4 separate regions of the Mus musculus genome follow, and all the other regions are linked to region 2. Evidence: chromatin loops called from intact Hi-C (ENCODE). Cell type or tissue: left cerebral cortex. All regions are shown on one strand. Region 1 overlaps Slf1 (SMC5-SMC6 complex localization factor 1). Region 2 overlaps Mctp1 (multiple C2 domains, transmembrane 1). Region 3 holds the start of Gm38604 (a long non-coding RNA gene). Region 4 overlaps Nr2f1 (nuclear receptor subfamily 2, group F, member 1).

Region 1 (8,000 bases), 200 kb after region 2:
TCACGGACCACATGAAGCTCAAGAGGAAGGAAGACCAAAGAGTGGATGCTTCAGTCCTGCTTAGTGGGGGGAACAATATAATCAAGGGAAGTAGAGGATAGGAGGGACTTGGAAAGAAGAGAGAAGGGGGGTGGGGGAAGAGGGGCAGAATCAGGTATGGGAGGGGATGGAGGAGATGAACAGAGGGTCAGAAAATTAAAAAGAGGTGTGTAGCAATGGGGGATGGGGAATTGGGGGTAGCAACCAGAAAGTCCCAGATGACAGGAAAGCAAGAACCTCCTAGGACCCTATGGGGATGATATTAGCTGAAATACACAACAAAGGGCAGTGGGAAGAGAACCTGTTGAGACCATATCCAGAGATTAGGCATGGCCTCCAGGTTGAGGGATGGGTCTTACACGCGTTCACGCGACCGGCCAGGAAGAACGCAACAAACCGGAATCTTCTGCGGCAAAACTTTATTGCTTACATCTTCAGGAGCAAGAGTGCAAGAGAGCAAGAGCTCTATTGCTTACATCTTTAGGAGCCAGAGCGCAAGAGCGCTAGAGTGCAAGAGCCAGAGCAAGAGAGAGAATGGCGAAACCCCGTCCCTTTTAAGGAGAATTATCCTCCGCCTAGGACGTGCCACTCCCTGATTGGCTGCAGCCCATCGGCCAAGTTGTCGTCACGGGGAAGGCAGAGCACATGGGGTGGAAAACTACCCTTGGCACATGCGCAGATTATTTGTTTACCACTTAGAACACAGGATGTCAGTGCCATCTTGCAACGGCGAATGTGAGGGCGGCTTCCTACAGATGGGGCCACCCATCTATCTCCAAAATTTTAACCCAGAATTGCTCCTGTCCAAAGGAAATACAGGGACAAAGAGTGGAGCAGAGACTGAAGGAAAGGCCATCCAGAGACTGCCCCACCTTGGGATCCATCCCACATGCAGACACCAAACCCAGATACTATAGCTGATGCCAAGAAGTGCTTGCTGACAGGAGCCTGATACAGCTGTCTCCTGTGAGGCTCTGCCAGATCCTGACCAATACAGATGTGGATGTTTGCAGCCAACCATCAGACTGAGCACAGGGACCCCAATGGAGGAATTAGGGGAAGGACTGAAGGAGCTGAAGGGGCCTTATCTGGTATCAATGGGAGGAGAGGCTCTTGGTCCTGTGAAGGCTTGATGCCCTAATGTAGAGGAATGCTAAGGCTGGAGTGTGTGGGTGGGTGGGGGAGCTCCCTCATAGAAGCAGGGTAAGGGGGGATGGGATAGGGGGTTTGCAGAGGGGAAACCAGGAAAGGGCATAACATTTGAAATGTAAACAAATAAAATACCCAATTAAAAAAATTTTCAGTGTACATAAGTAGGCATTTAAATATATATACTCAAAGTGAACAAAATATAATATGATTTGATTTTATCAGAGAAAGGGTGTGTGTGGGTGTGAGTGTTTTTTTTTTTTTAAAACAACTAAAGACTATGAAACATAATTTAAAGTCCTAGAAAGGTTTATTTTAGAAACACAAAAAAGCAAATGCATCTTAAATATAAAGAACAAACAACTTTTACATGTATATAGAAGCACATTTGAATGAATATCCTTGCCATGATTTTCAGACCTGTAGCACTCAGAGGAAAGGACATTTTGACTTGAAAAAATATTTAAATTAATTTTCTATATATATAATATAAATAAATATTTGAAGAACAAATCTGTTTTTTAAAAATCAGTGAAACCATTTATACCGAACAAAACTACTTCATTTTCTTATTGTATGTTTCTGAGTTAAATCCTGAGCCCATATTTTAGATCTGTAGATGTTTTATAAGTGCTATGAAACTTTGCTGTCAGTGAGTAACTGAAATTAATATTTTTTCCATAAGCTATGGATATACTAAATGACAAAGCATGTTGCACGTTCAGACATCTGATTCATACTTTCTGGCATCATGACAGCTCTGTGATTGACTGACACATCATTTTCAGTGTCACCAGTAAGGCCTCAGTATGCACTCCAGGACATACATTTAGATTCTCAGGCAGCTCTTTAAGAACACTTGGGAGCTTCTTTAATGTCTTTATATTCCTAGCATAAACATCCAATAACCAGTCAGTATGTGCATTGCTGGCTTCTGTATCACTATTGCATGCCATAAGCAACTCATTTAGATGACCTAACCCTTTGAAAGCTAGAATAAATTCTGAGGACAAATCAAATATTGAACAAAAATTAATCAACATCCTACTAAGTAAAAACGAACCAAATTCAAGCTGTTGGTGGTAAAAATGTTTCTGTGTCTTAGCATGAAAGTTGTCCACTGTATCGTCTATATTTGTAATGGCAAATAGTTCTTCCTTGTCCTTAGGGGACAGCACATAATCCAAGGGCAACTCCCCCTTAGAGTTCCTCTGCTGTAAAAGTTCTGGGCCTGTGAAAAAGGAAATGTAAAATGTTAAGAGTAAAACACTTTTATTTTGCCAGGTTAACGGCTGCTTTCTTCCCCCACCTCAGTATAATAAAAGCCTTCCAGGATTCTGTTTATCATCATACTTGCTACTGATTAGCTGCCTACATATATTGTAATTGCCCATACAGACCAATAAAGGTGGGTTTACAAACTGAAAATTCTACTCAACTGACTAATGAATTCTGCTAAAACATAGTCTATATGATAAGTGAAAACAGTTTTTAAAACCTTCCCTGCTGCCAATTAAGAACAAGAAATCCAGTACTCTCAGAAGAAATTAATAAAACACATTAATTAGAACCTTAGGAAAAAAATAGTTTCTTTTCCATTACTGACTAACCACCTGGCAATGTGAAAACTATAAAGACCCTTCACAGATACAGTACAATTTGTATTTTATACTTCTAATGTTTACTGTTCACAAAGGCAAGGGAGTCATAAAAACTTCAAAGTTAATTTTCTAAATTGAACTCAATACTTGATCTATCAAACCAAAGCCGAAACCAAACCAAAACTGAAAAAGCCTGCTATAGTCAGAGTTAGTACTTGCAAAGTACTGAAATGCTCAGGACTCAAGTTCATCCTGAGTATTAGAGGATGACACAAGAAGTGAAAAGCAATGGTCCGTCCATAACAAGGTATAGAAGTGCTCTTTACTCTTATCAATCACAGCTTGTAACCCTTTGTGCAGTCACTCACAGAAATGTAAGCAGCAATATGAAAGTATGGTAGGATACATTATAACACATTGTACCGTCAGAAAGAATAGATTATTAAGCGCTAAAACTCTTAATGATGACTATAACCACAAATATAAAGGCTACATATATATAATTTGTGGGGAAAAAAGAAATTTCAAATGAAAGTTGTATTATCTATTATTTTGTTAACATCTTAAAACAAAAGAAAAATATTTTTCTTATTTCTGTTTGGAAAACATTACAAGTACCTGAAGTAAAGTTTAGCAATATATACTCTTGAAATTATTGCTAGCAAGACTGAAAGTCTTGAAATGAAGAGATTATAAAGCTGCCAGAGTGATAATGTCAAACCATATAAAGGTTCAAACCCAGAATCTGACTAGATAAGTCAACAAATAAACAACCTAGTACAAACAACAACAAAAACAACACAGATGTAATTTAGCCAGTGCACCTTGACAAACCTAAGTACAAGTTAGTTTTCTCTCCTAGATCAGAGACTAACCCACATATGACTCTGTTAGCTAAATCAGCACAGCTGATCTAATATCACACTATGCTAATCAGCTCGAATCCATTAAAGAATACTTCTGATATAATTTACATTATTTGATACAGAAATGAATATTGGCTTGCATGTCAGATTAAATCTTTGAGTACAAGAAAACAGAATACTTAATAGAAAAAAAAACATTGGGTTTATAAAACTAGTAGTATTTAAAAGAGAAGGTAGAAGAACTAAAAATACATCAATTATGAAACAGTGTTGGTAAAACAGACACACTTAGGCCTTTAGGGGGCAGGAGAAGACTATAAATAACCAAGTCTCTTAAGCCATCATGCAATATATCCAGGCTTTCTTAGATACTCATAGGGAAAAAAAAAGGGCACATGGAGAATATGCCTTTTGTTTTTATGCAGAATGAAATGCGTTATTTACAGTATAAAACACATCAAATTCTAAGTTAAAATTAACACAAACAAAACCAATAGTCACACAAATGTTTATGTTTTTCATATTACAAGCTAGTTATCAGGGTTTCGTTTTTAAAACACAAATTAGTCTGAATATTTTGAAGCAAAATTTTGTAATAGTTCAGATGCAGAAATGTTACTAAAAGGGGAGTTGCTGAAGATAAAAATGAATCAGAAAAAGCAGTATATGGGTATGAAGCTTAAGTTATCCTCTTCATAAAAGCCTTGTACTATATTTAACATGACCTGAAAATCCAGCTTCAACTTAGTTGATGGTAAATATAAATGAAAATATCTTAGGCTATCTTTTCCATACTCTATAAAGGAATGTCATATAAAGATAATATTAGCTTAGCCAGTTATACATATATACACACCACATACATATGTAATAAAAAATGGAAAACCGAAGTAGTCATAAGAAGCACTCAATCCACTTATTAACAAGCTTTCAGAAATTATCACTTCACAAAGATACCATATACATTAAGTTAAAGCAATATTTAAAACCAACAGCTTCAACTGCAAAAATATACTTTCATACATGAATGTTAATAGGTTTTAACAATATATATATTATAAAATGGTGCTTACAACAATTAATACAAGGTGTCTGTATTTAGGAGACATTTTGTCTTTACTTTCTCATTATATTTTATATAAAATAAAAGCACCTTTTCTTACAGACTTTTCAATATAAAATATTATCTGCCTCTGAGGAAGTCATCAAAAACCTAGATAATTTCCCGAAAGCCCTGTAACAGGAACGCACTCACCCCCACGCTGTAGAAGCAGCTTGCCAATCTCCACATGTCCGTTTGACAGCGCATCATGCAAAGGCGTCACCCCGTCCACTTGAGTGAGCAGATCCACCTCTGGACAACGCTGCAGAATTTCCTGGACACACTCCGTGTTGCCATAGTTGCAGGCTTCATGCAAAGGCGTCCAGCCAGCATTGTCTAAATTAGAAATTAAGGCAAGTTTTAAAACAGCAGAAGTACTGTTGGTTGCAAAGTATTGATATTCCACAAGTCCCCTCTATTACTCTGTAGGAGCTTCATATATGAAAAACAGCATTGGTGAAAACGAGCCCACTGTAATCATGTTTCTACTTAAAAATGAAAATAAATAAAAAGAAATTTTAAACATTAATATTGGAATATGACCAGAAAATTGCTTCTAAAATATTTTATATTATTAGCTCTAAATTATCACATAGTGAATTATTTCAGTTTGGCTAGTAACTATTTTAGAAATATTTTTAGTAAATTTAGTTAAATGATTTTTCTTAATACGATATAAAACTATTTTGTATAACAAATTGTACGATGCTGAAGGAGGACACAAAGACTTAGAGATCTTACCTTTAACATTGATGTCTATTCCTGGCAAAGACAGAAGGATAATCAATTTCTCCACTTGGTTTTTTATGCAAACTCTATGCAGAGCTGTTTCCCCTGACATAAAAAATTAATAGATTATTCCAGAGAAGACAAGATATCAACTAAAGAAAATAACAAAGGCCATGAACTAGAAGGTCTGGACCCATGCCAGACTGGTTTAAACATCTCTTGAATTAAAAACAAGAAAAGGAAGAAGGAGAGGTGGGGTGGGAGGAAGCCCAGTAGCCCAGAGCTTCTGCTCTGTCAGCAGCTCCGCAATGATTCTACAAGGGAAGCTCTACACAGCCATTGTCTCTCCCAGTTCAAGGTTAAAGCTTCAGTCCTGCTAGACAAACCCCAGATGACCAGACAACACCAGAAATACTTGGTTTGTAGCAATAAAAGTTTTAAAGTGCAACTGCCCTCTCTTAAATTTATTCATGAATCTACGCTAAAATGTATAGCTCTTTCTTATACAGCATTTATAGCTTAATTCAAATGAATGTTTCTAGCTAAGCACGAGTGCCTCTACATACTCAAGTACAATTCAGAACTTCAAATCCATTAACAGATGGCTTGCTGCTTCTCAATAGGCTGTCTGGCTTGGCTACAGCCGCACGGAGGGAGAAATGTAAGAATCTTAATATAAACACCACACACACACACACACACACACACACACACACACACACACACACACACACACACACACACACGCTGAAGAGTCCCTAAGTACCATTTAAAGCTGAACAGCAGCAGCACATAGAATGGCACAGTTTTTGATGGAGGACTGCAATAAATTGCTGTTGGTCAAAATTTCCAACTGCTGCTTGAACTAAGATTAATAAAATATAAGACATAATTTGACACTAAGGAAAATGGCTAAATACTTACCAATGACTACATAGGAAACAAAATGCATCATGGGCATTATTTGTTCCTGTTATATAAAATACTGGTAGCACATTTTTATACTACTCAATTTTACAGAGTATCTCTGCAACTTCTACTAAACATTTATTCTACATGCAAAGTTCTCCCCCATTTCTCAATTTTCTTTCTCTCCCAACTCCTGCTATTCAGCCTAAATTCATTCATATTCATTTTACTTCTGAACAATAAAACGAAGAAAAGAGACACTGATCTTTGAAGTGAATATCTGAATTGTCATCGAATAGTCTTCATATTTTGAGCTTCATGGGCTCATAATATAAATGTCTATCCCATGGAACAATTATAAAAGCTTTGCTGTCACTGTTTTCATGAGCTAATCCATAGCATGAGTTAATACATATGATATATTCTATAAACAGAATAACTTATAAACCTAGCAATTTAGTTTATCCAAGTAGAGCTCCCTTGTAGATAACATATTTTCAGGTTACAAGACATCTAAGTAAAAGGGGTGCGAGAGAAAATTATTACAGCACTATTCTTGGAATACAATCCATTAGGTACTTAGGCTGCTGTACAGTTAGAACCAAAAGCCAAACACATTTCTGTCTGGGCTCAGTGCCTAGAAGAAAGGAGCCCATATGCTTAACACAGCTATGTAACATAGCCTACTCCTCATTCTTTGTTCACAAAATGTCTATGACTGAAAAGAGATGAAGAATGAATTATACTTTCAAATCAGAAGACACTGATTCTAAGCAGCACAGGTTGATGTGGAATTGCAAAGTAAGAAGGGCAGGTCTGGAATGGGCTCAGGGAGCTCACAGCATCTGGAAAGGCAGGGTGAGAAAGGCAGGGCTAGTCTATTACATCAGCTACTAAATGACCACTTCTTCTGTATACAGAAGAGTTCAAGAAAATATTACATTATCCATTAAACTATTTCCTGGACTTAGTTCAATATTTAAGTTTAAACATTCATTAGGGCAAATGTGTGAGATTTCCAAATACTGACTACAAGGACAGAAAGTACTTAATATGAGTTAGTTCAGATACTTGGGGTACCTTTCAGATTAGTTTTATGAAAATTCATCTTTGTAACCAAAGATGGGCAATTCTCCTTGGAACATGACAATTCCTCTGACTTCTTTTTCAATTTTTTCAATGATGAGGAACATTTAGCACGGTTTAACTCTCTGAAAAGAAAGAAAACCAAGAAAAGCTTGTTTTTCAGTAAGTCATGCCAGCATACATAAGATAGTATTTTTCTTCCTTTAAAATGTATCCTGCTTTGAACTCATTCAATCATACTGCTTTCCAGCCTTTAGAGTAAAGTCAGCTACATGAGAACAAATTTTGATGCATTAATTTTTACTTTATTAGTCTATATCTCCAACTGCTCAGTAAAAAGGTAATGAGTGTAGAACGCTGGGCAAGGAGGAAACTAAGTAAATCAGATTTTGTAGAGGAAATAAAGCTGAAAGTTACATTAGAGTGCAGGCCTCCAGATTTCCCAATCAAGAAGTCTTTCATTTTCAGAAAGTATAGCATCTCATATGCATCTAAAACCTTATTTATACTACCTATAAC
Region 2 (8,000 bases):
AATTTTACAGTTTTGCAGTTGACCACAGGCATCAGACAGAACTAGGTTTCCAAACATTTTTAGCATGTTCGTATTCTAAACTCCAACCCTGTCAATTAGCACATTTTCTGTTAAAAATTTAACTAGTCGTTTCTATTATTGAACAATTATGTCAGTTTTTCCATTTTCAATCTTATTTTCAGTTCTTTTCCGTGGCCACAGAGGAATATATTGAAGCCCATTCATAAGGCTTGCCTCTAGCAACGCTTGTGACTCCTTCTTCCAAAACAAATTTAGAAAATTCTTAGGGGTTCATTGCTGAATTGCCCTTACTATGTTTTGGCTTATATAAGTAGATATAAGTAGCTATTTGGCTCACTCTCTTTTCTGTTTGTTACATTGTCTATATATGGCAGAAGGAAGTGAAATCCTTTGATAGAACACATGCAGTCCATGAATGGATTTTTAGTATGTGCCTGCCTCTCTGCCATTAGGCTTCTCCTGTTCTTCCAGCTCCCGCTGGATAGTCACCTGGCATGCCCATCATCTTAGCCCACTGTCTGCAGTGTGGTTCCAGCTACCTCAGCTTGTATCTGCCACATGTCACTGAAGCATACTTGTGTTTAATACCATTGAACTTCTCCTTTGTAACCCACTCTCAAGGTTTCAGCAAGATAATTTGCTGATCAAATCTGTTATCTAGGGATAGAAATATGATCATCCTTAAATAAATAACACACATTTGTCAATGACTTTGTGGATAATGTGCTTTTGATTTACTTAGACTTCTGAGTAGTTTTATACAAAGGTATAAAAATCTATAATAAGATACTAGAGAGCAGACAAAGTAATGGAGTAGCCCTCAGACAACACCAGGTAAGAACTTTCTGATCCTAGATACTCTCAGGGGTGCTCCTCTTGGTAAGAATTATACCTCTTTTTTTTTCACTTAGAAAATGATTAATATGATATAACACTTCACATTATGAAATATGAATAACATCTAGAAAATATTTCATTTAGAAAATTATTAATGTGATTAACATGAAGTAACAGGGAAATGAATTGATTATAAAGATAAAAAGCTTCACTGTGCTATTCTTTGTGTGAGGCGAACTAAGCAGACAGAGTCACATTACCACAGTAAACTAAGCCATGTAGATGGGCAGCACTGAGCCTTCTCTGCATAAGGAGGCCCCCACAGGAGCAAACTTTAACAATCAGAAAAATACCCAGAGGAAGAGGGAAGTGTCTGAGCCATGCTCACCTTCCTGTTGTCCTTTGTTCCTCTGGAATGCAATAAAGCACTTTCTCAGTGCACCGACCTTATGGACCTAGTCTCTGAAATTTAGACTTGTATGGTGGCTTTGATGTAAAAATATCAGTCATTTCAAGGATGACTGATTACATATGGTTTTCCCCTCCAAAGTACCCATGTTCACCTTTATAACAAAATTTTTTCAAACAATAATGTGGTTTAAAAATCATTTTAAGTTCCCTAATGTAAATGATAGAAATCAAATATTGGATTCACAACAATAGCCTTTATTGGTTTGTGACAAGTGATCCATCTTTTTATATTAGTGAAGCTTTCTGAACCAGATTGTTTTTCATAATTGATAATTTGTGAGTCATATATTTATTATCTGTTCTTTTATGGCTTTAAAAATAGTGAATGATGCCAAAGATCACTGTGCCTTTGTAGCAGAGTGGTTTTAGTGCAGTTTATTGGCTGGCATCTTCTGAAAGCATGTTGCTGGTAAGCTTTGCAGAGATAAGAAGATAAATTTAAAAGTAACCCTTGCTGCAGAGAGGCATAGTAGATCTAAAATTCATGCCACTAACATGAATTTAGTTTTAGAAGTTATTCTTTGTAGCATGAAAAGATAAAACATAGCAAGTAAAAAGAAAGCATCAAGTAGAATTCTATAAGCTGAGAAAAATGGTATTGTTACAATGTGGACAATTTTCCCAGACACAGTATATGTTTGAATGACACACAGCATACCAGGCTACCTTGCTACCAACATTACCAAAATAATGTTCAGTGATTGAAAACTTTTACTTGATTTGGTAGCATTAGGATAAAAACTACCAATTATAATATAGTTTTCATTATCCAGTCTTACATCTTGTTGGTAAAGCCTCCGACAGTGAGATGGGAATGCCTTTGTTGGGACTTTTACTTGTGTTGTGGAGAGGTCTGCACACTCATTTCTATGAGCCAGGTAAATAATAAGAGGACCTGAAACATCTAGCCAGCCTAAGAGAACAATATGTAAAAGCCTTTTTAAACTTTTAATTAATAATTCTTTCACATAGCCTGAATATTTTTAGAAATTGTACCCTCAGTTGTATTGACTGAACACAGTATGAATCAGTTGCAGAAGTAACAATCAAATTTAGAGATCTATTCAAGAAGAAAAGTATTTTTAGGCGCATTAAATATTCATTTCCTAGAAAACTTGTTAAGAATCTGATTTTTAAAATTATGACTCTGTCCTCGGTTTTATAAAATTTCTCAAAGTAATTATAGAGACCCACTTCTAATAAAAAGATTAGCTATTTAATTAAAATAAAATTGAGATCATTTAATCATTTCATAATTATAGGTTATGGTTACATAAAACTAAATATCATATATGAGGCATTTACTCTTCAGGAAGCCTTCTATGAGGTGGGATGCTGCAAATTAGCACCTTCATTGCCCATGCCTGTGTAGACTGTCTCATACATTCCTCCATATGACAACTTGGAATTCATGCTTCAGTAGAAGGAAATGCTGAATATCATACAGCTGCCTGCAAATCAGAACAAACTAGAGTGCTTATTTTACTAGCAAATTAATCTTCCTGAACGTTTTTTATTTGTTTGAGCACTTACCAAGTGAATTTTGCCTAAGTTTATGACTTATGAATATTTCAAAGATGTATTGTACTTAGCATTGTATCACTCAAAACAAAATCAAGTGTTCACACTGTACTTTTGAATGCAACTTGCATATGTTTTAAATTGTGTTTAAAACTAAGGCTGTGCGGAACTTCCCTGGTAGACCAGTAAGCAGGGTTTGAGCTTTATAAATAGAAGCAGTAAGATCTGTAGGCTTCTCTGGCTTACACTGACAATATGATGTGGCATCTCTAACATGTTTCGGGAGGATTCACTCTACCTTCTGCATGTTTTATAGGCCTCGTTTATAACATGTGAGTGACATTGGGATATGCTTATTTGTATGTATGGGGTGACAGAATGTTGATGTGTTTCAAACATAATATTCATAATTATTCCATTTTAAGATAGACTTGTAGTTTTTTATAGTTGAAGGGAAGTACTTTTAAATACATTTCTAATAATCTGACGTATAGATCTGTATTTCTGAATTTCCAAAAATGTCACATGTCCTAAAAGTTTCTGAGAATGCAGTGTTAATTTGATGCATTTTTCCCATGAAATACTGGATTTTTTTTATTCCAACACAGATGACCACCTGAGCTTTATAATCAAAGCAGTTGGCAGTTTCCTATTGAAGAAATGCAGCTTAGAAATGAAAATTGAATTATTATATATGATATATTGCACATATTTGAATGAGTCTCTTTTAAAGTCTTTAGAGAGCCAGGGAGAGTTTAGTATGAATGGCCCTTTCTCCCTACTTCTGCCACCTCATGAGGTTGCCTCAAACCATTAAACACTGCAATTACTGCACTGAAGAGAAGATTATTAATATGGATTCTCTATGGAATCCATGTAAGTAATCCATACAGATTAGGAGTGTTATATTACATTATTGAGAGAGAATATTTTCTCTATCAAAAAAGCAATTTACATTTGTCTGAAGATCAAATACCATGTGAAACAGTAAACAATGTTAAACCCTAAGACTCCATTCTAGCTTTAAATCAGAAAGTATGTTACAAATACCCACGTATGTTACGATATCTTTACCTGCATCTGAACTTGCCTTCTGCCAGCAAATAATGTTCATACTGTTCCATTCCTCCTCTGCCTCTGCACAAATTGTCTTTTATGTCATTCTACAGCATGGCCTGTAGGGGGCAGTGTTGCACCACAAAAATCTCTTCAGCAACTCATTTAGTTCAGCCAGAAAAAAACTTGCTCCATTACAGACCTGTTAAAAGCAGGCAGAAGCTATTTCCATAATCGTAGACTTTGACGATGGTCTGTAGTCTTGAAACTGTGACCTGCAGCTTTAGCATCCAATTGTTTGGCCTTAAAGTTCAGGTTCTTTTAAGGAAGTGGTTTTACTTTGTATCATGACCCCATGTGAGCTGGAGACAGCAGAGTGACTAGGAACGTAACCTGGAAATCAGAAAGCCTGGGCATGAAGTGTGATGCTTTCAGCCTTACACCATCTCTTAGATTAAAATAAACTGACAGATCTCCCAAGTGATAGCAGAGCACTGTAGTAAAAAAAGATGAGAAGAGTGTTCCTGAAATTAAGCACTTTCTCCCGTAGAAGAAACCGTGCTGTTACATCTTGCTGCTCTTAGAGGCCGAGACCTGTTCAACCACTTCTATGAAGAACAATCAGAGATTAAAACATGCCTTATTATCATACTATTTTTTAGATAGCTAATATAAAGTACAATTACATATGTCATATAAAGTATATATGTATTTGTAAAGATATGTAATTAAGTTCATATTGTGCACATATAAGCTGTATATGCAAGGAAGGTAATTTCCTTCCCTTTGAAGCAGTATTTGAGAATAATTGACAGAGGTATATTCATTCAAGCAGTGCAGAGCATGTGTTCTGTACCCAAACTGTACCTTTATTCCTAATTCATGAATTGAAAACAGTACATGATGTTTTAAGAATTGTAGCTTTTGGTTTATTTTAGAATAATAAGCTGTCTTGCAGAGAGCTGTTTGCCAGAACCGGAAATACTTTTGCAGCTTCATTCCCTTCTCAGTGCTTTGACTGTGTCCACCACGATAACAATTCTGTTCTAAATTGGGATTCCAAGTTGATATGTCCTGATCATGTGAAGCAGAGATAGAGGTAGGTTGCATAGAACAGGAGACAAGTAAGTTGGGTTTTACAGTATGAGTAGGAGTTTGATGAATGCTGAGAGCTGGAGAGAGCACTCCAGATGAAAGGCACATGTCAATAAACAACACGAGAAAACATTTCCTTAGCTCTCAAACCTGTTATTATCACTTCCAGAATATTTCTATTCCATATTATGACTATTCAAATGTCTACTAAGGACGTCCTAAAAACAATTTTATATTTTACATCTTACTGAGAAAGGAAATTGATTTTCTATACACAAAATTCTTATCAAACAAGTATGCCTCACACCCAAGAAGGTCTAATTCCATGATCTTTAAAAAAAAAAAAATTTCCAAAGCCATGACGATCCATTCCTGTGTATAAGAGAGACTTGTTGATTTCACGGAGTAAAGCTTGGCTTCACTTCTCACTGAAAATATTTTTGAATAGGGAAACTGTTCTTAAGTGGAGAGAGAATGACCCTTGCTTGTAAACTGTGTGTTGAGATTTTTAGTTACAGCTGTTAAGTGCCAGAACAGTCTATGGTACTGATTTTGTAGAAATTATCCTGTATTTCTAGGGGCTCTATGGCATTAACTACCACATTAGCTGATAAAACTACAATCACTTTTTTGAAGCATGAAAATAATGCAGTCACCACAAACACCTCATGATAACTGGGACTGCATCTTAACCCTTCATCCTCGCATCAAAATATGCCTGTCAAAGTCACAGAGTGGGAACAGAAACATTTCCAACTGATTGAGGCAAACACTCCCATCTTCAGTGGTTAAATAGAGATGGCACTTCTAGCATAGAGAACCCAGGACTGTGGAGAAGAAGTATCGAATGGAAGATAGACAAAATTCTTAACTGCACACTGTATGTATTACATGTATTATATTGCATCAATGACCAACCCCCTTTAAGTATAACTGTTTTCCATGTTAGTTATAAGTAGATTCAGATTTCTGCACGGTTTTAAATATTTTAAGTGTGATCTTTTCAACTTTGAAAGGTATTTCTACTTGCTACAAATATAGATAGAATGTCTTTATTAGTATAGACACAGGTCTTCCCTAGACCCTCTCACCAACCCCTCCTGAAACCAAGGCCACACAGTAAATGACCTGTGGTTTCAGGAGTCCGGTCTTATCTGAGCTGAATGAAGCTGAAGTTGCAGAGATCTTGAAGGGTAGCAAAGCAGGTGCTTGAGCAGGTGGGCTTGTGATCTTTTGTAACCTGGCTCTCATGGTACTAGAATGATTGCAAGAATCAACAGAGCGTCCTCTGTTACAACCTCATCTGGGGCATCAGCGCACCAGGGATTGATCATGTGGGGTGATGAACTTGACCTCCTGGGGATATTTCTCTTTCTCTCTAATTTACCCCAGCTCAGTGTATATATACACAAATACACATATTGCTGCCTTTTAATGGTGGTCAACAATGTTTTATTCTTTGTGGTTTTTTCTTTATTCCAAGAAACCTACTCATGTGTGTTAAAAAAAATGGCAAAAAGAAAAGAATCTATCTTTGTTTTCTATCAATCCCCATACATCCTATATCCAGAGGAATACCAAGGATATATCTTTGAACTAAAGAGAACATTAAGACTTTATTCTTTATTTTTTAATTTTCTCTAGAAGTGAGAAAATATTAAAATAAAAATTAAAGTATAGAAAAATATCTAGAGCTGACAGAAATCCCATAGGAAAATTAACTTTATCTTATAATACCTAAAAGTATAAGTGAAGTTGGCTTTTGAAAAATGGACAACAGCTTTTTTTGATTATTAAGGTCATCAAGGGCCATTTAATTGGCCAGGACACAGGATTTTAGTTTATAAAGCAGTGCTCATCATCGTTTGCTGTGTCTCACTAGAGATCTTTCTCAAGCCAGGTTGACTTAGACCCTCAAGGACATTTACCAGGTGAAGATGATGGGCTAAGACTACATGGATGCTGACTGTCTAAAACCTAGGTCCTTAAGCTCCAGTGCATTTTGGGATCCGGTGGAAGGGTCTTAAAACCTAGTACTCTGGGCTTTACTGCTCAATTCTTTGTATTATTAAGAAAAAACCAAAACTTAAGAATTTACACATTTAGCCATTTCAGAAGTGATATCATTTGTGTTGCTTTGGGACCACAATTTGAAAATCTCAGATCTTCTGCCATCTTTACTACATATTTGTTAAAATTACCAAGGTGGCTTTAGAAGAAAACACACAAAGAGACACACAGAGACAGACACACACACACACACACACACACAGACACACATACACACACACAGACACACACACACACACACATTTACGCGCACACATTGCTTCTGCCCCTCAATAGTTCCTTCATGGGTCTTGGATAGGGCATTGGTGTGAGGAATAAAATCCAACTCCTCTCTTGTTATGTTAATGTGGACGGAGTCTAACAAGCCCAACTGGATTTCTTCCACAAAAAGATGCATAACGAATTGTAATAGGAGGAACTAAATTAAAAGTAAGAAGGAGAAGGAGCTAGGACTTCAAAAGATGGAAAGACACCAGCAGTCAGTGTGGAGGAGGGGAAAAAGGTAAAACTCCTTATTTTTCTCATCAGTATGAAGTGAAGCCTGTGAGTGAAGGCAGTTCAGAAAGTGTTCCTACAACTGGCAGCTGGGGAGCTGCCAGGATTTTGCTGCAGCTGACATCCTGACACCCTTCAATCCATTTTCTTCCAGTATCTCCTGCATGCTTCTTAGCTCCCTTAGACCCAGAAGGGAAAACAGACTCTTGACGCCTAGCTTTTAAAGCTCTGGGCCAGATAAGGGTAGCTGTAGACATTAGTGAAATGGATAAATATAAAACATCACATTCATTATCAAAATTTTGTTGAAATTTTTAAACTTTTTCTTTCCTTTCCATTCCCTTCCTTAAATAATAGAAGCGAGCCTGCAGTGTTGACAGAGAGCCATCAAGACACAGTGTGAAGCAAGATCTAGGAAGAGGACAATTGTGATT
Region 3 (8,000 bases), 1.3 Mb after region 2:
CGCCACTTTTTCTCAGCTTCAAATCTCAGTCCTCTCAAGGAGTTTTAGATAAATCTCCTTGTTTGGCGTTTTACTTATTTTGTTTTGTTTTAATTATCGCGTTGAGCAAAGTGCAGTAATGGAAGACCACTTCCGTGTGGCATCTGATTTTTCTGCGTAGTCTCCCTGGCAACGCCAGGCGCCACTCCTAAGAGGAGATTTACAGATTCCAAATCTAACACCTTTGCTGTGTTGAAACTCGAACCTTATTTTATTTAGCTTTGAATGAAATTTATCCCCTCTCATGAGAACAGAATTTGCATCATCCGCTCTCTTGAGTCTCTGACACTGGGGTGTTCAGAGCAGGTGAGACTGTCAAAACCATGTATCTATTAAAGAGTGAATAAACACCGTTCCACAACAACTTAATGCAAAACTTTTCAAGTAAAAAATGATAAGAAAGTGAAATGGGTAAAGAACCCTGGTGTGTTTCCTTAGCAAACGGATTTCCACACTGCTCTGTATTATATGAAATATATGATACATTTCAGGAGAGTACTTTTCTTTACCTGACACAGCACTGCAATAGAAACATCAGTGAGTTTCTTAACCTAGCAGCAAGTTAGCCGCAAAACAGCATGTTTTTCTTTCCACTGAGACGTGCAAATGGTTAAATATTTCACCTGTGTGCATTTTAATTTGTTCTCTCAGAGCTGCTGTAAGAAGGTTCCTCTCTCATCCAACACACTCACAGGAACTTTATTCTCTCTCCCCCACTGCAAAGTCACTTCTGCGTTTGCTCCCCTCAAAGAGAATGTTCCCCTTAATTCGACCATTAGTTCAGTCTCAAGAGTAACTGTGTATAAATTCATGCCACTAGAGAAACTCATTCATGGTGGAAGTGTTTAAACTAGCAGCTGGACCCTCTATGAAAACTGATGGAAACTCACAGAGCTTAATGCATTTTGGCAGCTGGAGTGTGCAGGGCTACAAGGGGACCTGTTGAATCTTAGTGACCTGGGGACTCATTTATTCTGAACTATAGCACTCTCCACATCTGAATGCACAGCTCAGATAAATATCACTAGATGTTTGTAAGTCATTGGTCAGTGTGGTTTTTCTATGAATTGAGTTTCTACTTTGAAAATGTTTTATTCTAGCCTTCTGGGGTTCTGGAGCAAAGGAGACTCTGTACAAGGAAAGGCACAAAGTTGGAAACAAGAATTGGAGAAACTTGCGGTGACAGAGTGAATTCACTGAGTGGGTTTGGTCTCAGTGTGGATGCTGAGGGATCTTTTTGCTTCATGCCAACTTTCCTTTATTATTAAGTTTTTTTAGCCTTAAAAAAAAACAAAACAAAACAAAACAAAAAACACTGAATTCCTGATTCAATTTCAAAATGACTTTTCTGGGTTATTTAAATAAGTTAGAAACGTCCAGACAGGCATGTATATTTCAAGGCGACTTTTGCCAGAGAACACTAAATTTTGAAAGAAAAAAAAAAGTATGGCTCAGTTTCTATATTTCAAAATGTTGAGGATATAAATAACTAAGTCTCCATGAAATAAACGTCTGTATCAATGTTTTGCTACCTATCTGTGTATGTGTTTGGTGGAACTTTAAACCTTCCTAAGCCTTCCAAAAGCATAGATGCCTGTTGTTGTTGTTTTCTCTCCTTTAATTTTTAAGCATTTAATCCGAGTGCTGTCCTATGATTACTGATGTTCTGACCACTTTTGTCCCTCAAATCTTTTAAATTTTCTTCTACCTTGACCACTTGTCGATGTCAAATACAAAGTTCTTAGTTGGAGAAGTACATCTTATACATTAGAAGAATAATGTTTCTTGAATGAATTGGGGGAGGCAGGAATTAATACGTTTTATTCTTGAAGGTTCTGTGGGGAAGAGAAGTATAAGCCATAACTACCAAATGTCAATAGGTATTAATATTGGTTAAAGTGCACTACAGAGATCATCTGGAGGTAGAAGAGATGCAGTAGATCCCAAAATCAGGAAAGAGGTTGTCTGGGTTGCTGGATCCCCGAATTCCACTTCTGTAACTTGGCCAGGGGAGCTACCTGAGAGACTGAGGTTAATTCTGACCTTTTTTCCTGGGTGCCTTGCTACTCAAAGTGGACTTCAGATAATTCAGTTTGGGAGTCAGCTGTGTGACTATATGAAAGTTACTCCCCTTGGAAAAACACCGTGGTCTCAGCCTTTTCTGAAACACAGGCTTTGTCCTGTGCTGTGGAAAGAAACTCTTTCCATGAATAAAACTTTTGAAGAACTTTAAACTGTGAGGTTTTGCATCCGTTTTTTAAATGAGTGGCTATATTAGGAGCTTAGATGAACCATTAGGATTATGCTTTTGATATCAAGCAATTCAATATTGGAGGGACAAATGACTCAATTTGCAATTTATCCAGCTTTCACAACTACATATATTTCCAGAAAATAGCACCTGACTACATTCAACTTACAAGAGTCTAAACTAGTATTTCAGGAAGGCAACAAAATATATGAAGTCTTTCAGTAAATGGTTAGGAGAAGATTTGTAAACACTTGAGTACCTAGTGATCCTTGGAAGTCCAACACACTTAAATTTAAATTTTCAGGATCAACTTAACCTTGAAAGAAATGAGAGCCATTTGCTTAACTTAATCTGGAACATATGTTTGCAACAGTAGCAGGTTCTGTGGTGTGTGGCTGGGGATGATCAAGTTGTAAATTTTCCTCTTTAGGTTTCAGCGCCTGCTAATTTCAGCCTAACACCCAGAGTGAGACTGTGCTCAATCTTCACCAAACCAACCAAGATTTTACAAAAGGTTCTAAGGCACTTAGTTCTGGATGTCATTGATATCCCCAAAAGTAGAACATTTGTATACAAATCAGTTCTCAATGCCCAAAACCAAGTTCAGCCTCCACAGTTAAGGGGTCTTATGTTTATACAGACAGGCATTGCTTTCCCTTGTGAGCACTTCCTCAGCCATCAACACCTGCAGCTCTCTTTTTAAAGTGCACAGGGGCAGTAGATGCTATAAAATGATATCTTCAGCTAACAGAGCTATAGGTCTTCATGGCTTGTCTTCATTTTTTCTATCAGACACTTAGAACTATTTGTTTGTCTCTCTTTATATTTCAACATGACTTCCCCCAAACTGGTTTTGAATATCTGAAAATTTGCTAATGATTACATTGTAGAACCCACAAGCCATTCTTCATTTAAGCCAGCTTTGTGGTGGTTTTTATTTAAAAATATTTAAACATGTATCTGTAGGCATTGATTTTTAACATTTAGGGTTTAAATAAAACAGACTACATTTTACATCAATTGATGACACTCCATGATAGCAAATGGACGTAGTGCTGGAGGCGGATGGTAGGAGTGCAGGGTGAGTTCTTGGACCCTGCTGATGAACACCAAGGAGTTTAAATATCTTTACTTGCTGATTTATCTTCCTGAAATCCTTTAAAAGATTACTTGTGGAAAACTTAAGTGCTTTTTGAAATGTATCAAAACAAGTAATTGATCCACAATTATGCCATAAATTCAGAGGCAGAATTTCTCTATATTTTATTATTATAAGGATTAAGTGGACAGCTCCCACTTGGATGCTGCCTTAATACAAAAGGATGACAAAAATAATAATAAAAAAATTAAAGCAACAGTAACATTACTGGCACTGTGCTAATCAAACGCCCAAAACTAGTTCAGAATGGTGCTAAAAAGCTACTTTAATTCTGAATTGGAAGGTCTTGAGACACCGAGCGCCATCTAGCAAGCAAAGTTAGAATCTAAGAGAGTCTGTGTCAAGAGCACAAAACACCAGGAGACCAGCGGAGCGGGGAAAGGTGGCAGCTTGAAGATGTACCTGCAGTGACTTATCCATAAGTCCGATCTCACCTGAGAGCAGCATCACCTATGGGTTTCTACTTTTACCTCACTAGCCAACTCGGACAAACTAACTTCTGAAGTGAGGTGGCCAGTCTTTGTCTCAAGCTAAAGATAAAAGATAGCTCCTGAGTGGATTGCTTCTTGTCTTTAATTAGAACTGGCAGCCTCTCCATCTCTCTTTCTTGCATTCCCCAAATCAGACTAGCTTCAACTAGCACCCTCCTGTCCAGAAAAGGACAAAGAGAGCGGCTAAAAGCCCACCTTGAGCCAAAATGAGTCCCAGGGCTTCAGCACACAGGAGAGAGCATCCCTGGAAAAACCTAGCAGAAGTCATTTTGAGTTTCTAAGTCTGCCCAGATGTCTCCTGACAGGCAAGCTGAGATATCTCTGAGTGACACACAATTTACTTAACAAGCTACAAATGATCCTGGAAACTGAATGGTGCTATCTAAATATAAATAGTATAACTTTTATTCTTCTTCAGGCAAGCTGGTCTTTGCCATTTTCTACTACCTGAAGGAAAATCCAAGGTGGCTAGGATGTTCCACAACCACCCCTGTTGGTTTTCAGCCCTAGGTGATAAAACTGCCTTTTTTCAGTTTTTGCATTCTGAATCATGTTACTGAATATGAATATTCTTGAAAAGTGGGCTAACTTTAAACAGTACAACTTTAAAAGAACGCTAACAGGACATCTATGTGAAGAAATCAAGAAGATCCTCCTGTGCTAGATAAAAGCATGAACCCATCTTTTTCTTTTAAATCAGTAGCTTTCCATTCAATAGGCTAAAGAAGTTCTTCCCAGCAATATCTCTCCTCTAAAGAACTGACAGGTTTTGTGTGTGTGTGTGTGTATGTGTGTGTGTGTGTGTGTGTGTGATTTGATTTCAAGCCTGCAAAAATAAAGTCTAGCCTTAAATTCTTCCTAATTTTTTTTGTTATTAGATATTTACCTCTGTAAATACATATTGGTTCACACTATATTAGGATGTGGCAATAGAGCTTGGGTTTTCTGTGGCCCTCTCTTGCCCCTCTCCCCACATCTCCCACAATATCTCATAGTGGAAAGCTTTACAACAGGAAAAAATAACCAAAAAAGAAATACTAAAATATTAGAGTTTAGTTTAATGTTACTTGAATATCAACTTTTATCTCAGTAAAACCATGTATAACAGATACAAAATAATTGTCTTTATATTTTAATTTGTTATTTGCTGTGTAAAACAGCCACATCAAGAATAATAGCATCAGAAACAAAATGCTAAATATGTTCATTATAATATTTCTTCAGGTTAAATTATTTACAGAAAAATATGCAACAACAGCAACAAAATAACCACAACATATCCAACAAACTAAACCAGTAAATAGAGATGATTTCAGAACTAAGCTAGAAAAAGTCTATACCAGTTGTTCAAAGTCTCCTCGTTTCTTATCCCTGGAAATATGTCAGATTCTGAGGATGGATTGTAGAGTCCATTCATAGTCTCTGTTCTTTTTTCTCTACCTCCCTGCAGTTCAAGGGAAGTGTCAGAAACGGCTTGCCTCTGGATATGCACAAAAATCTAAGTGTGTGTGTGTGTGTGTGTGTGTGTGTGTGTGTGTGTGTGTATGTGTGTATGTGTGTGTGTGTGATGTTAAATAGCACATTTCTCCCATCAAGATCTTCTTAAACATGGAAGCTTCTCCTACACAGGGTACCCAGCTGTTTAATTTAACATTGATTTATTGCTTTTAAAAGTAAATTTACACACATGCCAGCAGCGCTCCGTTTTGTTTCCCCAGACTCTGAGATTTATTTTCTACTTAGCGCTTGTCTGACAAAACAATGTCCTTTAACTTTATTACACATCGATGAGGAAATCTGTCTTATTTTTGCTCAGATTTATTGCTGTGTTACTAGTGGGGACATTTGTGATCCAAAAAGGCTGAGGTCCAAAAATAAGTAGAAAATTAAGCAGAGTTGAGCACAAAATGGTAGAAAACAACAACTACTACTACTACTGCTGCTGCTGCTACTACTACTACTACTATTACTACTACTACTATTAAGAATTTGGCCCAACATACACCAACTTGCTGAGCAAAGTCAAAAGGAGGACTAAGGTCCCTATTAAGTCAAGTAACCAAGCAAGGGAAGACATTATTTTAGTGGACACTGTTTGGAGGGGGAGTAGTTGAATCTGAGCCCTGTGATATCACTAGGTTGTTAGTTAAAATGTCTGACATTATAGTGCAGGGATCTTCCTCTGTGTGACTCCCCATCCATGGCCACCTTACCTCCACGAAGAACTGCCAGCTATCACATTTGGATGATGACTGAGCCCAAGGGAAAGAGATGGACTTTGAAGCAGCTTTTGTGGAAACACTTCATCTACATTTGGGTTTTCTTTAGTCCCCAATAGAAAGGCCACTTTCTTCTTTTCACTGATAAACTGTCTTTGTGTCCTTTGCTTCACACACTTTTAAAACTTCTCCCATCAGTTCTTCTGCTCTTACAGATAACAACAACAAACAAATGTGAGTTCAAATCTACTTTAAACGTTTTTGTTTTTGTTTTTGTTTTTGTTTTTTTCCTCTCTAAAGCATGGTCTTCCATAGCTAAGGTTGGGAATGGACATAACAATAGTGTCTCTAAATGTGATGAAGTGGGCTTTGAAGAAATCTTCCTGTGAGATAAGGTTTTCTTGGCCACTGTGATTTCTCACAGAGATATCTAATATCAATTTACAGGCTTTCCAGTGAGAAATTAGGATGCTGTATCTTTTCTGTAAAAAAATCAAGATGTGACCAGATTTGCTATGAGGATCACGGAGAACTTTTTTAAGATGTCCCTGTCTTTTCTTTCCAGATATAGCATCTTTCAGGATCCTTGGGTGAGATCCCGACTCCTCTGCGGCTGCTCCAGTCACTGAGTACACAAAAACATGCTAACATGTTGGCTGCAGTATTTTTTTTCCAACCCAAAAAGATTTTTTTTAAAAAAGTGAATGGCTCACACTACTGACACACAAGACATGTTTAGCCAGGCGCTTCCAACTTAACACGAAATAAAAAGAAAGAAAAATGAAAAAAAGAAAAAAATACCTACAAGGGGGAGAAGAACTGTGAAACACTGAAAATTCTATTCATATTAGGATGCCCCTCACCCATTTGCCCTTGAAAAGGGGTCCTGTCACTCAGAAAGAACTGTTTCTTCAACGTCCCCCCACCCCACCCCGGCACCAACACACCAGCGGGCCCTGCTCGGCCGTGCGGCTCTGGCCCACTCCGCAGCCCTCCCCGCGCCGCACACACAGTTTCTTCCAAGTGCTGGAGAGATGGGAGATGCAGCTTCTCCTTGGCTGAGCCAGACGGGAACTTCTCACCCCGGCCCAACCCTGGGACCGCTGAGGGCCGGGCAGTTCTTTTTATGGTGGCTATCAGGCACCCTGGCTGCAGCCCCTCCCGGTTGCGGGACAGCGACCCTGCGCGCGCTCGCTCGTCACGTGCCTGATTTCCGAGCCCCCGCAGGGCCCTTTGTTAAGCACCGCCGTCCCCTTCCAGGGCTGGAGCCGAGAGGCGAGACCCAGAAGGATGAACCAACTGGACAATCCTGCAACCCTGGTTTTGCTTCGGCTCCTAGGAAGGCCCTGAAACTCGTTGGGTGGGTGCCCCGAAGCACTTAACAAATCAAGATTCCCAGCCATTTAGAGGAAGCTACTTGGGCCACCTCCAAAGTTTTGAACCAAAGGCACAAAGGAGCTAGGGGCCCAGTGGAGGGCGAGCCTCTGCGCACTGGGCATAACCATTGGGCCGACTTCCCTCCGTTCCATTCCACCCTCAATTCTCCCACCGCAGTCCTGTACAAGGCTCAACGACTCAGTGGATGGGAGTGTGTGTTTAAAGTGTGTGGTAGGTGCATGTGTGTGTAACCAGGTGGAAATTTCAAAGGATATATCCGACACATACAGAAGATGGGCCTTGAGCAAATGAACTGTCAGAGAGTTTAAGTGACTTGCATGGGTGGAAAGAGAGGGTCAGGTCTGCTCTGAGTGGAACATCTGCACAACATTCTAGCAGCTTACTCAACAACAACAACAAAAAATCTAGCCATTTACTGTAGAAAAAATAATAATAAAAAAGGC
Region 4 (8,000 bases), 1.3 Mb after region 2:
CCGCAGAGATCACTTTTTCCCAGTTGGCCTGGTCTCTCTCATTATTTCTACTTCTTGCCATGCACCTCTTTCCCTCCTTTCCCTCTCACCTGTACACTCAGAACAAACCTGAGACTTCAGTGTGGGTAAACCTGTCGGCCATGACAATCCAGGCTCAATCAGCAAATAAATAAAATTCTTACTTTCTTGGTTTTTGGCTGCGGGCTGCGTTCCCCTCCGGCGGTAGCCTCCTGTAATTATAGGAGCTATATTTCTTCCCTGGGAGACATTCGAGGGGATTTTTAGTTGGAAGTTTGTTTCTGCTGAGTTACTTTGGATCCTGGACCAGGGACTCACAGTGGCCAGGACCAAGAGGCTCTGAGTGAAGTGCAGATTGAGACATATCCAGTTTCTTCTAACAGGATCATTTCATGTGGGAGGTTGGACACAAAGTTTGCACTGGCTCGTGACTAGCATTCTAGTGAGAGACGTGCATATTTTAAAACAACAAAGCAGGCTGGAAAGAAGGCTCAGGGGAGGGGGGGGGGAAGCTGGAAAGAAGTTACTAAGTGACAAACATCTGTCAACATGGGATAACTTGTATACTCCAGTGTGCAAAGCTATCTGGCCAGCTCTATGAAGTTCAAGGAACAGAATGTGGGATAGTCCAGTGGATACATATTTGTCTCTGGGAGACCTAGTAATTTTTTTTAAAGACCCTACCCCTTAAGTAAAAGGACAATTAAAACTGCACAAGTGAGTATAATTTTACAATTATGCTTTCCTGAATTAATACTGTTCGAATCTCTGAAACTGTTGAAAAATGTACTTTACCTTAAAACGATGGGCAGGGAATAGAAACTAATAAGCAGGGTGTCTAGGATACCAAACCGAGCAGAAGAAAGGAGAGAGACAAAGCTCAAGCGGCCCATGTGCTGGGTCCCAGCTATCTGTAACCAGCAAACTGTAAAGCACAGGTTTCCACACAACATGTGTGTTGGGAGCAAAACGCATCAGCATCCTTCCTTCAACAAGGAGGGATGGCAAAGCAGTTCCAGGGGATTTTCTCTTTTATTTAAACCTGGACTTTCAACAAGAGTGTTATGCATTTTCAGAGAAAAACAATAACAGTAACAAAAAATAAAGTTATTAAAAGATGATGAAAAATACTGGTAGGCGTCTCTCTCACCACACACACACACACACACACACACACACACACACGACCTCTTAACAATCATATAAAAGTTTAGGCTCCAGCGTCTACTGAGAAATCTTTTTCTCTTCCCTCTTCCAGCTCTGAAGACAAAAGGAGAAAGGGCCCAGTGGTGAGAGGGATATCTCTGTTAGTTGTCAGCATAGGTCCATGGGTTAGGAATGCTAATGAGCCTCTTGGCCAGCTCAAGACTTGGTTCTTGCTTTCTCACACACTGATGCTCACACACACTGGGGTCCTGCAAGCTGGCTGACAGGCACACAGACAGAGCATCCTGCCCGACTGCCTCTCTGGCCTTTTTCCTCTGAGCCCAGAGATCGATCGCTGACCCCATCATTAGGCCAAAGCTTTATTTATCTGGCTGTGCAATGATATTATCAGCCTTAAATGTTATATACAGCAAATGTCTTCCTAAATCAACACAATAGGTTAGTTTGCAGAGACTAGCTTGGTCTGTCTTAAAGAAACCCCTAGATATTCTCTCTCTCTCTCTCTCTCTCTCTCTCTCTCTCTCTCTCTCTCTCTCTCACACACACACACACACACACACACACAAACACACACACACACTCTCCCCCTCTTCTCTTCTCTTCTCTTCTCCACAATTGGGGGGTATTTTATAGTCTAGACTTGGGGATTTGATCCCTTGCTGTCAGCCGGTTAGATGAGGCCTTAGCAGTTTGGAAGACGTTTAGACATCATTATTTAGCTATCACTAAGATTCCCATCAGGGGTTCTCTTGTCCGCAGGATCCGACTGCCTAGATCCACTCTATTCTACATGATCCGGATTTCTCCAATTCGGATAGAAATGAAAGCAAGGGGTGGGGATTCCGATGTGCAACCTTCCACCGTGTTAATTGTTTTCTTTCCTCTCAATTACATTCATAAACCTATTTTCTGCATTGCATGTTATTTCTTTGTGCTTCAAAATTGAAACCACGTGCAGTCTTTTCCCCTCAACACACAGAATAAATGCATTGCCTCCTCCCCCAACCCATCACGTTACTATTTACATTTTGGTTACTCTGTGATCGGCCCCAGAAGGAGAAATTGGCCAATTGGAACTAGGTGAGGCTTTGTCAGAGTATCTCTCAAATCCAAATCTCTGGTCCCCATCTCCAGAAAGGACTCCACCTTTTACTCCCTATTCTCCACCTACCTCAGGTTGTTGAAGCTTTCATGGCGGAGAGTTAGCAGGGAGAACTTCCGAGAAGAAAGGCTACCCAGCAACTTTGGGTCTGTTCCACCCACTGTCCACTCCACCCTTCGCTCTCCAGCCATTTGGTGTCAGTAGCAGTCACCTCTGTTATTCTCTGGTCCAAGATCTTGGGCACAACAGAACCTGATCCCCGAGCCGCTGGCTGCTCCTTGGGGAAAGGGTCTTCCCAAGCAAAGAAGTCCGACGACAAACAAACAAACAAACTCGGAAGGGGGAGGGGGAGTTGGAAAAATGGATTCCCTGACAAGAAGAGATAATAAATGAGAGGCGCTTTCAGATAGATATCTCAGACGTGAAATTGCGCCCAGCTGGTTGTGTAAGCAAACAAATAGTTTCATGTTAGGAACTCTCAACTTGTGGCTTGATGAATAGAACACGACAGAGGTAAATGGGTCTTTAACTCATTTAGGAATACGACTCTTTGGCTTCCCAAGTAAAAAGCCCAGTGATGCCACGGACCTCCGAACAGGCCCTTTAACAAGAGTTTTATTGGTTCCCACTTCTGTTCCCCCTCCCTCCCTCCATATGCTTCTTATGGTCTTCTATTTGCAGGACAATTAGGTTGTTTGTTCTAAGGAACAGGGGAGTTCCCCAAATATGAATCAGGCATTAGGAAATAAAAGGGCTGCCTATACAAGAAAAATTTAAAAAATAAACATTTTGCTTTTTTCTTTTCCTCTTCCTTCCTTTCTTCCTTTCTTTCTTTCTTTCTTTCTTTCTTTCTTTCTTTCGTTCGTTCGTTCTGTCTTCCTCCCCCTACTACTCTTAAGAGCTGTGTTGCAGCTCTCTAGTGTTCCTAACAGCAAGGCTGGTTTGTGAAGTCTCAGGGATTCTGCTAGAGACCTTGAGCCTCTACTAAGTTCTGGAGGGACAGAGTTCTAGAAGAACAAGCTGAACACGAAAGGACCCACATTCCTGTTCTGAGTTTTCTTTCATTCAGCCTAGTCCCAAGTCAGAAATGGTGTAGGAAGAATAGGGTGTCAAAGATCATATCTTCTCATTCTGCCTATGGTCTGTAAAGGCAATATTTTCAGGTAAGGTAGTTTAAACCTACTTCAAAGTCACTGAAGTTCTCTGGTGCCCAGCAAGTGTTTGGATTAAAAGAGAACATTAAACATGCCTAAGTCGTGGTAATTTCAAGAAGGAAGCCACTCTACAAGGGTTGCCTCAGTTTCCACTGGTTCTGGGGAATCCATGTCTCCATTTTCCCAATTTTTGGAGGTAGGAGCCGGTACTTACCCAGAACGACCTCCAGACTCACACCCTGCTTCGATGGCTCCCCCTGGCGCCTAGCATGAAAGCAGCTCAACGTTGTGCGCACTCCATCTGGCTATCCAGACAGAAAAGGTTCCCACCTGTACCACCTAAGCCTCCTGTTAAGGCCTGAGACCACAGAAATTACCTGAGCCGGAGAAAGCACTAGATGATCACAAGTTAGGCTATTACTACAGCCTGTTCTCAGCACTGAAAGCCCTGAAGTTGCTGGCCCGATCCTTTATGCACCCACCAAGGGCAGCTAGAAAGCCTAGGACGTTTCCCTGGTGTGTGTGTGTGTGTGTGTGTGTGTGCTTCCGGGTTGTTAGTAGGCTTCACCTACAACTTAGGGGCTGCAGTCTTGGTTCCTCAACATTTCCTTGGGGTGATCGGATTTGTGTGTGAGTGTGTGTGGTTTCTGTGCCCTGTGCTCTGAAATGGAAAGTCAGTGGGCTCAAGCAGCCTTAGTGTGAGCGCTCACTGACCATAACCCGGAGTCTCCTATCTTAGGAAGGAGACTTAAATCCAGAAACACAAGTTGTTCTCAGTGCATATTGCAGGTAGGTCGGAGGTTGGGGAATACTGCCCAGGATCCCCAAAAAGGCCACTGGGCAAGCAAGTAACCCTGGCTCCTCTTTCCCACTCAGCTCTGGGTTTCCTGGCAGCTGGAAGGGCCCCTGGAGAGGCCTGCTTCTCTTTTCACATTAGGACTGGCTGGGAGGTTGGGCCAGGATTTCAAAAGTCGCAGGGATTCTCTGATCAAAAGCACTCTCCAGACCCCAGGCAGCAAAAGTCAAATGACCCCCTTACACCCCTAGAAACCTGAGGAAGTAAGTGCCTTGGACATCTTGGATCCATGCTGTCCACCCTTTTCTACACTGGGGGGCTTGGACTGGGTCTCCATATTGAAATTAATTGAAATGTATAGTTCAGAACTATGAGAAATGTTTATATGTTTTCATCAGAGGGATCACGTTGTAATGAATATATTTTCATCTCATTTCCAGAAGGCAGGAAAGGTCGGTGAACTCTCCTGGCAGCTCGGCTTCCCTCCCTCTCAGCATTCTAGCTGCAACCCACCCTTGAACCCTCACTCTGCTGCTGCCGGTCAGTACAAGAGAATTCCCAATACTTCCTAGGAGGCCCCTGTGTTTAACAGGAATACCTCTCTCTCCTCTCTGCTTCAGGTATCTAGACTGTAGGAAAGTGAATTAAGGGTCAGTCTTCCTATGCATGAAATATAGCTAGTCCCCTAGTGGCCTAGTTTTAAGACCATGGTCCTACAGTGGCATCCTGCCCCATAGATACTCAGATTACTCAAAATGTCAACCAGGTGGGGCTTGCTTAAGAATTTGGGGAACCTGAAAACTTTCAGACAGTGAAGTGAAAGGGCAAGGTTATGGGTGGCTTCTAAAAGTGAACTCTTCCCTCATCTAAACCTGTCTGGGACTAGGGGTTGGGGGATCCGTGTGTAAGAGGGGTTTTAATTTTAAAGATACGGCTTTATCAATATGTTAAGGAAGAGCTCCCTTGGCAGTGTGTGTTTTCACAGCTCCGGCTCAGATTCCATAAAACATTCAGACTCTGAAATCTGTCGCTCGCCCCTCACCTCAATGCATGCCCAGCTAGATTCCTCAAAGAGAGATATCTGTCTTCCAAGGGCCCCTAGGGCCATAAGGCACTTTAGGGAAGAACCCAGTCTAACTTAGCTTCCTGACACCTAGTCCTACTTTCTGAGTTCAGCTTGTAAGTACCATAAAGTGTGTGTTGGGGGGTGCTTCTTTTGACACCCCCCCCCCACACACACAGGAGAGGTCCTACTGGGAACCCCCTTGACAAGAGCCTGAGAGAAAGGCAAACCAACCACAGGTGGGTAGATCTCCAAGAATGCATAAGAGAAACAAAGTCAGAATCCACGGTGCTTTGTCTCGGTTTGCCCAGAGGCAGGGAGAAGCAAGACTTGGAGCAGACAGTCAGTGGCCGTCCAGTCCACCCAGACTCAAACGCTTTGAGGAGCCCTCAAAACTCCACCCCACCCACAAAAGCCTGCCATGAAACCTTTGCAAACCCCTTCCAGCTCAGAAACTTTCCCACTGCAGTTAGAGTCTAGGTGACCTGACACTGGGTCACTGAAGCTGTGACGCCCATGTGCCTGGAAATTGTGCCTCAAAAGCAATTTGGCTTCCCCTGGCCCCTGACTCAGGGCTGTCCTCAGAAAGAATTAAAAAACAAACAAACAAACAAACAAAAAAAAACAAAACAAAACTCCTGTCTGGCCACCAAGGCCCAGCCTTCCCCTCCTATCCCATCACATACACAGCCTGGCCTTGCCTTCAGCTTTGCAAAAGTGATGTAGTGGCCTAAGAAAAAGGTACAGCCGACTTAGTACTGGACCTTAAAAGTCTCCTCTACCTCTCAACAATTCAGATCCTAACAATACTCAGTTATCCACAAATTATCCAGGAGCTCCTCTTGCTCTGAGGGTGTAGTTCAAGCAACCAGACACATGGGTTTTGCTAAATTCTTTTATTTTTGTTTAAATTTTCACTTCAATTTTAATTCTTGAAGAACAGCCTCGACAACATATATCGCACTCATTATAAGAAGCAAAGGGTTATATCAAAAATTATTAGTATAGAATCACAGGAAATCTGGTTTGGAACCAGAAAAAATACAAAACAGATATAGATACATAGACACAGGACAAATTTTTTATAATTATTTGGAAAATGTTATTTCCCCCTAATTCTTGTTCATTTTTGTTTATGCGCATACGATGTTTAAATTTTACAAAAAATGAAAATAAACACTAGTATTTTACAAAATGAATAACAATGTTCAGTGTATGTTTCTACATAGGATTCAGTCCACTTCCATATGAGTAGTTTTCTGTACAGAATATATCCACATCCATCCACAATAAATCCTGGAAGGTCCATCTATTTTATTAAATTTCTCATGGTCCTCTCTTCCAAATCGTTCTTTTTTTTTTTTTTTTTTTCATTTTCTCACCAGACACGAGGTCCTTTTTCTTTCCTTTCCAATGTACTTACAGATCAGATCCTAAATGAGTCTCCTTTTCTCCTGGTTTGCAGCTCAGGTTGCATTCCTGCAGAGTGGGCTGCTCTTGTTCCCAGCCCTCCTCCCGTCTGCCTGGCCTGCCTGGTCCATCATACCAGCATCCCCAAAGGCTTTTTAGTCCTTGGTCAGGGAGAGTCCTCTTAGTCTCTAGGGAGTCAGGGAGCAGGATTGGGTGGGAAACACCCAAAGTCTAGGAACACTGGATGGACATGTAAGGCCAGTTGAAACTGCTCCCTGACAGCAACATATCTCGGATGAGAGTTTCGATGGGAGTTTTACCTACCAAACGTACGAAGAAGAGTTGCTCGATGACAGAGGAGGACACTGTGCGAAGAGAGGGCAATCGCAGCAGCAGTTTGCCAAAGCGGCTGGGCTGGTTGGGGTACTGGCTTCTCACATACTCCTCCAGGGCACACTGTGATTTCTCCTGCAGGCTTTCGATGTGGGCAGCATCCGACAGGCCACAAGCATCTGCCAGAGCAGCCACAGGAGGGAGAGACAGGGAAAGGGGACAGATTGTTAGGTGAGTGAGATGGAAAGGCATACACACCATTAATATTTTGAGGGGAAAAGGAAAAAGAAATAGAAGAAAAGGAAAATAACTCCTTCCCTCCATGCCTCTTTGCCATCCTCTTTCCCACCCCCTACACAAATAACAATAAATCCAAGCCTCACCATGCTTGGGAGACCAGGAGAGAGGTGCACATGCACAGAGGTGCAACCTGGCCATAGCTTTGTTTCCCCTCTTTCACCTTTGGATTAAATAATGCATGATGGTGAATCCATGTTTGCTGTGTACTGCGACCTGTTCTCTCCTTCAGGGGAGCACATTTCTGGTTGTGCTCATTAAAAGGAAAGCATTTGCCCCTTTCCTGCTTGATTTTGGGGTGCTTGGAACCCCTGAAGAAATATACAGCCTTGGAAACAGTTTTTAAAGGCTTCTTCGAGTCTCCCCCCACCCCCGCCAACCCCCAACCCAGCTGACCCCAACCAGCAAGCTCAAGGAGAACCTAGATTGTGTAGTGAATACACGTGGCAGGGGATCGGGGATCACAAGCTGGCAGAACCGAGAACCAGATCAAGCCTGTGCTATACCAATATAGAATTGGAGATCAACTATATATGCAGGACAGAGCCCTGCAACAAATCCTCCTCGGTGAGAGTGGACACTTCTATCTTTCTTAGATCATGTAATTGAAAATTGGTCACATCTCTGTAAGCTGTATAATAACCAGGAGGAATATGGCTC

What was found. Hi-C counts contacts between places; a loop is a spot of excess contacts. Peaks named below come from ENCODE experiments on the same cell type or tissue, not always from the same donor. Only the 100,000 strongest peaks of a DNase experiment are listed, where the experiment ranks them.
Region 1: a loop joins it to region 2, with 3 times the contacts of the local background. A loop is called at or near these places in 2 of 42 quality-filtered maps.
Region 3: a loop joins it to region 2, with 3 times the contacts of the local background. A loop is called at or near these places in 11 of 42 quality-filtered maps.
Region 4: a loop joins it to region 2, with 4 times the contacts of the local background. A loop is called at or near these places in 12 of 42 quality-filtered maps.

Annotation. Positions count from the first base shown.
Region 1 is chr13:77,041,612-77,049,611 of GRCm38, forward strand. Slf1 (SMC5-SMC6 complex localization factor 1) reads right to left here. Exons shown (of 21, transcript NM_134071.3): 18 at 7,476-7,606; 19 at 5,499-5,591; 20 at 4,911-5,093; 21 at 1,477-2,419. The coding sequence ends at 1,938. Among named protein-coding and RNA genes, the nearest start is that of Slf1, 90 kb to the right of the region's middle. In left cerebral cortex, a CTCF peak has its summit at 3,952 (motif pointing right); DNase peaks (open chromatin) are centred at 3,967, 4,996, 5,818, 6,108 and 1 more place; H3K4me3 peaks cover 1,017 bases; H3K27ac peaks cover 2,021 bases.
Region 2 is chr13:76,840,755-76,848,754 of GRCm38, forward strand. The region is part of intron 15 of Mctp1 (multiple C2 domains, transmembrane 1); the gene reads left to right. Among named protein-coding and RNA genes, the nearest start is that of Gm24519, 240 kb to the left of the region's middle. In left cerebral cortex, a CTCF peak has its summit at 4,022 (motif pointing right); a DNase peak (open chromatin) is centred at 4,135; H3K27ac peaks cover 317 bases.
Region 3 is chr13:78,172,227-78,180,226 of GRCm38, forward strand. It overlaps Gm38604 (a long non-coding RNA gene), which reads right to left and starts at 6,736. Exons shown (of 3, transcript XR_873690.3): 1 at 5,281-6,736. It overlaps 3110006O06Rik (a long non-coding RNA gene), which reads left to right. Exons shown (of 2, transcript XR_003950646.1): 2 at 6,725-8,000. In left cerebral cortex, a CTCF peak has its summit at 3,758; a DNase peak (open chromatin) is centred at 3,773; H3K4me3 peaks cover 1,201 bases; H3K27ac peaks cover 1,263 bases.
Region 4 is chr13:78,182,792-78,190,791 of GRCm38, forward strand. It overlaps Nr2f1 (nuclear receptor subfamily 2, group F, member 1), which reads right to left. Exons shown (of 3, transcript NM_010151.3): 3 at 6,182-7,222. The coding sequence ends at 6,942. It overlaps 3110006O06Rik (a long non-coding RNA gene), which reads left to right. Exons shown (of 2, transcript XR_003950646.1): 2 at 1-182. It also overlaps a transcript of Gm38604 not described here. Among named protein-coding and RNA genes, the nearest start is that of Gm38604, 7.8 kb to the left of the region's middle. In left cerebral cortex, CTCF peaks have their summits at 3,701 (motif pointing left) and 7,181; no DNase peak of the experiment used is centred here; H3K4me3 peaks cover 769 bases; H3K27ac peaks cover 1,797 bases.